2 separate regions of the Homo sapiens genome follow, and region 2 is linked to region 1. A link is a contact called in ENCODE Hi-C data. All regions are on one chromosome and are shown on one strand. Each heading gives the region's core, a stretch centred on a gene start or an enhancer-like site at or near the end of the contact. The rest is flanking DNA. Distances are from core to core; before and after follow the strand shown. Region 1 holds the start of PRKN (parkin RBR E3 ubiquitin protein ligase). Region 2 holds the start of PSMB1 (proteasome 20S subunit beta 1).

The links. A loop is a pair of places that touch in the nucleus more often than their neighbours do. Pooled maps may share reads with other maps.
Region 2: a pooled map shows a loop between it and region 1 (20-fold over the local background). The contact joins the promoter of PSMB1 here to the promoter of PRKN in region 1. A Hi-C loop is called at or near these places in 4 of 50 pooled maps.

The regions. Positions count from the first base shown.
Region 1 is chr6:162,726,232-162,729,383 of GRCh38, forward strand. PRKN (parkin RBR E3 ubiquitin protein ligase) reads right to left here and starts at 1,535. Exons shown (of 12, transcript NM_004562.3): 1 at 1,431-1,535. The coding sequence starts at 1,437. It overlaps PACRG (parkin coregulated), which reads left to right and starts at 1,743. Exons shown (of 5, transcript NM_001080379.2): 1 at 1,743-2,160. The coding sequence starts at 2,005. RefSeq lists silencers at 1,113-1,652, 1,142-1,363.
Region 2 is chr6:170,551,708-170,554,859 of GRCh38, forward strand. PSMB1 (proteasome 20S subunit beta 1) reads right to left here and starts at 1,600. Exons shown (of 6, transcript NM_002793.4): 1 at 1,423-1,600. The coding sequence starts at 1,535. TBP (TATA-box binding protein) reads left to right here and starts at 2,662. Exons shown (of 8, transcript NM_003194.5): 1 at 2,662-2,756. RefSeq lists enhancers at 1,353-1,732, 2,543-2,932.

The DNA.
Region 1 (3,152 bases), core at 285-2,784:
GCACTAGATTAAGTTAAATTAAAATAAAATGTATTTAACTGTCTTCAAAATAAGGTATAGGCTATTTTCTTCCTGTAGACTGACAGCACAGATATTGGAAAATCTCTTCTACTTGGTTTTCTGATTCAGTTCAAACTTGTGCTTGCAAGTGAATCTTACGTAAATGTCACCTAAAAAGAGCTCAAGAAGACTCATAAAAAATATTTTTTTCGTAATTTGATTAACTTTCAAGTCATTCACCAAAAGTCAGACCATGCTAGAAAGGGAAGAAAAGTTGGACAACATTCTTGTTTTACCACAAAGACCATGCCAGTTAGCTGGCTTGATTCTCCCACTGATGGGGAGAATGTTTACATTTTAACAATAACTTCACAAATAAACAGATGTAAGAAGTGTTTTCAGTGCATAAAGATCATATACTTTATAAATCCACCTCTCATCTTTCTTCTGGACAGACCACATCTGACTTCGAACGTACTTACTGCAATCAAAAGTGTTTTGTAAAGGACCCTCCTCAGGAATAAACAAGCTCACTAAACCCTCCATACATAACCTGGAGAAACCTCCACAATAATGAAACCCCATCTAGCACTGTTTTTCAAACATATGGTGCATTTCCATTAATTTTCAGGGATAGCCCCTAAAGTAACTTTTGGCTCAACAACCCTGGAAGAGAGGACCTTTGCTCATCTTACACATCAAGTGTTCATGAACAACTCTGATGCCACTAAGTTTCGTTCACAAACTTGCACCTCGGTCGTTCTTTTACAAAAAAAAAAAAGAAAGGTTATTTTGCAAAAGGCAATAGATTTAATCTTGGCTACTATTTACTCTTAATGTTTCTTTCATCTCAGCCCTCCAATGAGAAGTTTAAAAGGAAACATCCGAGGGAGCAAGTTTAGATCTATCTGGAGGAGTTTCTGTGGAGCCAGCCACCCTCACCAGGTGCCTTCCATTAGAGTTTAATGCTTTGCTGCGGTTTCCTGAAAGAGCCCCACAGAGAGTGGGTCTCGATGGGTCCTGAACCGCACCACAACCGGCCAGTGAGGTGAGGGGCGAAGGTGAGGGGCGGCGGCGGGGCGAAGGTGAGGGGCGGCGGCGGGGAGAAGGCTTCGGGACCCCACACGGTCCGGGGGACCGCGAACGAGGAGCGGGGGTGCGGGGCCGCCTGGCGTCCCCGTCGAGGCGGTCTTCATGAGAACGCTCAGAGCAGGGGCGGGCAGGCGAGGGCTTCGAACGCACACACTGGGGCCCCGGACCCGCGTCGCTGAGCTGGGGAGCCCGGCGGCGCGGGCCGGGGACGGCACGGGCACTTTGGCCCCGTCATTGACAGTTGGCACCGGGGGTCCTGGTCGGCCGAGGCGGGGCGTGGCGCCATACCGGGGCGTGGGGCGGCGCAGAGAGGCTGTACCTGGCAGGTACCCACGTACCTATCATGGTCACTGGGTAGGTGGCGGCTGCGGGCCAGGAACAGGCCCATGCGCGCAGCGGCGCCAGCCGCGCCTCCCACCAGCGGCTCTCCTGGGTTAAATCCTCCAGGCCTCCCCGCCCCCGCGCCCGGCCCTAGGAATGCGCACGCGCGGAGGGCGCGGCCCAGGGCCTGCTGGGAGTCGTAGTTCTAACGCGTAGTTTCTCCTCACGCCTCCTGCCCCCAGCCCCCCACCGCCGCCCTTTCCGGCTTCAGGCCCAGCAATCTTACGTCACCGGGGGGCGGGGCTATGCGCCCGCCGTGTTGACCAGTCGCTTAGCAACCGGGAGGCTTACCTTTGGAAGCTTGTTGCAGCTCTAGCCAAGGTCCTGCCCTCTTCCCGCCCCGCCCCTAGGGTCCAGCTCCCTTCACCTAGGAGCTGCCAAACATCTGGATCAACCTGGGCACTACGAGGGGTTGAATTTCTACCATTATCGCGCCTTTTGATATTTTTTTCCAGACCTCCTGCTCACATCCGTAAAGCCCACTGATTCTTTTACTACACTTTTTATGAGAACAAGACATTTTCTAGGAAGATGGTGGCAGAAAAAGAGACCCTGAGCTTAAACAAATGCCCAGACAAGATGCCGAAGAGGACCAAGCTGCTGGCACAACAGCCGCTCCCGGTGCACCAGCCTCACTCTCTGGTTTCTGAGGGTTTCACAGTCAAAGCCATGATGAAAAACTCAGTCGTAAGTGATCTTCCTGAATTAAATGCACTCGCTCTGAATCAGGGGACACGAGATTTACAGAGGTTGGCCAGCCTTAGGATGGACTCTGAGCCATGTCCTGGGTGGTCTTTGCCAAAAAAGGCAGTTACTTGGCAAGTAGCAAACGGTGCCCCACAGTGTGTGGGGGGCAGGCTAGGTTGTTAGAATCTTGGGCAAGTGATGTACTCTGCCCATTTATAAGCACCTTCCTGATAACTTATGGTTTCTGGACCGCCCAAAATTACTCTTAAGCTATTTACACGAGGAAAAAAGATCCCCTTTACTTACTAATTCCTAACTAGCCCCACTCAGCAAAGGGCCTTATAGAAGGTGAGTTCTTAGAAATCATAAACTCTTGCAAAATTTAACATGAGCTGATATACAACCGGGAACATAAACTCATGAAATAATCTATAATGAGAAATTTCTTCACTTCAACCTAGGAAATTTTAGAATATCCTAGCATTTGCTCTAACAACACTTGTCTCTTACAAAATGATGTCATCTTCTTAGAGTACTGAAAGCCAACTTAATATGAACACTGTTTCCTGACAGGCCTTTTAAGATGATGTGCTTTAAACAATACAAGCTTTAGCTCATATATCTCTGCTACTAATACAATTCATATTTCATCTCTATTATTTGTAGTAATAAAAATAAAATATTCTAAGTATCATTAGAGAAAAAAGATTAAAAATATATACAAATATTTTAGCTGTCTGCATGATAGTATATATTTTTTAAACCTTCCTATTTGTTAAATAGCTTTACACTTGGTATGCTAAGACAGATTTTGCTACTGAGTAAGCAACTGTCTGGGAATGAGGCATTAAATAATAAATGCATCTTTCAAATTTGTGTAATTTACACCCTGGGAAGATCTGAGTTATTACATGGCAATTCATTATGTTAAATGAATAGTGTTGTTTTCCAGTGTCACATTATTTCCTTTGCTTATAGGTTGCAAACCTGAT
Region 2 (3,152 bases), core at 350-2,849, 7.8 Mb after region 1:
ATAAACTCAGTGGTGAAATAGCTATGAATTAAGTCCTGGCTCAACTTCACACCAGCTCTCTGACCCTGACAGTTTAACGTCTAATATAACCCTAGGATGCTAATATCATCTAACATTCACTTTTCATGAGGATTAAATAAGATGACAGCTTGCAATTTACAAAATGCATCTCTCTTGATTCTCACCAAAAACTATGAAGCTACTAAGGAAGATAAGGAAATTTAGGTTCAAGAAGTTCAGAAGTACCCAAAGTGTCCTTTAGTGGCAGAACCAAGGCTAAAATCAGACTTTCGTTATCTTTCTAACACACTCCCAAAATGTGCATTTATATTTCAAATTTATGAGGAACCAATTAACATTTTTGCTTTGTTTTTAAAATTTATTTTTGTAGAGATGGGGTCTTGCTATGCTGCGCAGGCTGGTCTTCAACTCCTGGCCTCAAGCGATGATCCTCCTGCCTTGGCTTCCCAAAGTCCTGGGATTACAGGTGCGAGCCACACTGCCCAGCCAATATTTTCTGTTTTAAGAACCATCGGTTCGTTCAAATTGCGTGTGTATATTTTAATGTACAAGGCTTGATTGGTAACTATAACCACTGTTTCAATTTACAGCTCTTCCCTGTCAAGAGTCTTAAACAGAGCATCTTTCTATAACCCTAAATCTCTGGCGTGCCACCACGGAAAATTATACTACTCAAGATAAAGCTGGTAATTAAAATAAAAACCAAAACTTGAACATAACATACAAGAACACACATACTAAAAGGTCCATCTTCTGAGTATTTTGTTTTCCTGAACTTAAGCTAAACGTTAAAAAAAAAAAGCACTTATCTATGAAACTAAGTTTGCTCAGCCAATCCCACCTTCTATTTGAAATAAAACAAAATGATTAAACTGCTACAATTAGAAATAACAGAAATCAGGCGGCTACAATTAGACATCTCGGCTACCAACCCAGCTATGCATCTAACAACACAGACCAAACAACCCTAACTTTTAAGTTTCAGACGCTAACCCTCTACCCTCGCCGGCTGGCATAAGAAACGTGTACATGAGGTCCAGTTTTAATGGTCTTCCACAGAGCAGAGGCTATGTTTCAATTTCTACTTTACTGTCTTACAGCAGCAAGGAGCACGGAGTGGCGGTCCACATAAAAACTCAAATGACATGACTGTAATGGGAAACCCTAAAAACCAAGGCTGTATCGCAATCACCAAGTAAACTTGAGCAAAGCGAGCCTGAAGAGGGAAACACAGGGCATGAGAGGACGGCAGGGAGACCGGCCTTGTGCGGACCCCCTCAGCTCAGGGTTCTGAGGCCTGCAGGAGCCCGGGGCAGCGCCATCACGGCGGTGACTCCTAAATAGGCTTCAGCAGATGGGGGAAGGGCGAAAGTGAAAGCCGCAGCTCTCTGGGGTTTTTACCCTCCGTTGAAAACGTAGGGCGAAAATCGCAGCTGCAAAGGGCCCGCGGCTCTGTGCGGTTCCATCCCCAAGTCTCTGCCAGGAGCCGAATACATGGCTGTAGAGGACAACATCGCACGGCTGCGCCTGCGGATCCGACACTTGCTGTCTCACGGCGAGATGGCTGCCTTGACCGGACGTTACGCCACTTCCGGCTTCTCCTGAAGTTCGCTCCCGGCCTCTCTATCTCACGCTAGTCGTTGCTCCTGGAGGGCTGCACGGCGGCTTGTCCCTTTGGTAGTTGAATCCCGCCCATTCCAAAAAGCGCTGACAGGGATGTAAAGGGTTTTTTTTGTTTGTTTTTTGTTTTTTTCCCCCTCGAAGAAAACATTGGAATTCACCCCAATGGACAAAAATTTAAGTCTGACCATACAAAAAAATTGTCAGAACTATGGCGCAACGGCAACTCGAATAACGGTGGGAACGTTAATTGTCCTGGCTAATAAAAAATGTATATAACATTTCCTATCCTTAAAGAGCTCACAACCTCACTGATAATAAAAAGTACAAAGAAAACAAGCAGTATAACATATGATTACGCCACAATGAACTACAGAAGGGAAAATCAAGGCGTGCTGAAGTCCCACTAAGAAACAACTGCGGAAAGAGCCATGTGACAACAGTGCATGAACTGGGAGTGGCAGAACTGAATATAAATGCATGTGTAAACACAAGCTGTTTGTTTTGCTTAGTGTTCCTTGTCATTCTACACGCTTGAAGATCAGCTAGCGTTCTTGCTGACAGGTAAGGAGGACGCGCTTACTGAGTGCCAAGCACTGCTCAGGCACTGATTCTGTCAATCTCTGTCAATCTCCCGACAGCCCAAGGGTAAGCACTGTTATCATTATTCAATTTTACAGAAAAAAAATGCGGGGGAGAGGTCAGGTAACTTGTCGAAGGTAACGCCGCTAGTTGCTTTAAACAACAACAACAACAACAACAAAACACACTCACACATATACACACACACGCCATTTAAAAATCGATCTTTCCTACGTCCAGCAAGGGCCAATTAGAGATGGCTGTGGCACGGCGGCCCCGCCCCGGAACTCCTCAAGAGCTTCGCCCCTCCTTACCTATGGAAACACAGGAAGTGACCTATGCTCACACTTCTCATGGCCTCGGCCCTAGTGGGAGCAACTCGCTGAAGCCGAGGGCAGAACTGGCGGAAGTGACATTATCAACGCGCGCCAGGGGTTCAGTGAGGTCGGGCAGGTTCGCTGTGGCGGGCGCCTGGGCCGCCGGCTGTTTAACTTCGCTTCCGCTGGCCCATAGTGATCTTTGCAGTGACCCAGGTAACAGATTGTACTCTTTTCTGACGGTTCGGGCGAAGGCCACCACTGCACTGAGGCCTGGGGGCAATGGTGGGGAAGAGACTAGGAATTGGCGCGCGTGCAGGCCCCTCGGGGGACGTTCCTCCCTTTCGTGCTGCCGCCGTTCCGGCCTGTAACGGCCACTCGGCCGCCACTCCCGCCTGGTGCCCTACTCTGCTGTGTTTCGCAGGCAGCTTCCCATCGTACGATTGTGGGGCTCAGGGTACTACTGGCTGGCTGGGCGGCGGCAGGCGGGACAGGACAGTCCCTTGCATCGAAGACCCTAAGTTTACCCTGCCCTGTCCTGCCATCCGCTTCTTCTCCATGTTAGAAGCAGATTCACCCAGATCTGTGCCCGCCTGTTTTGCTGCCAACATT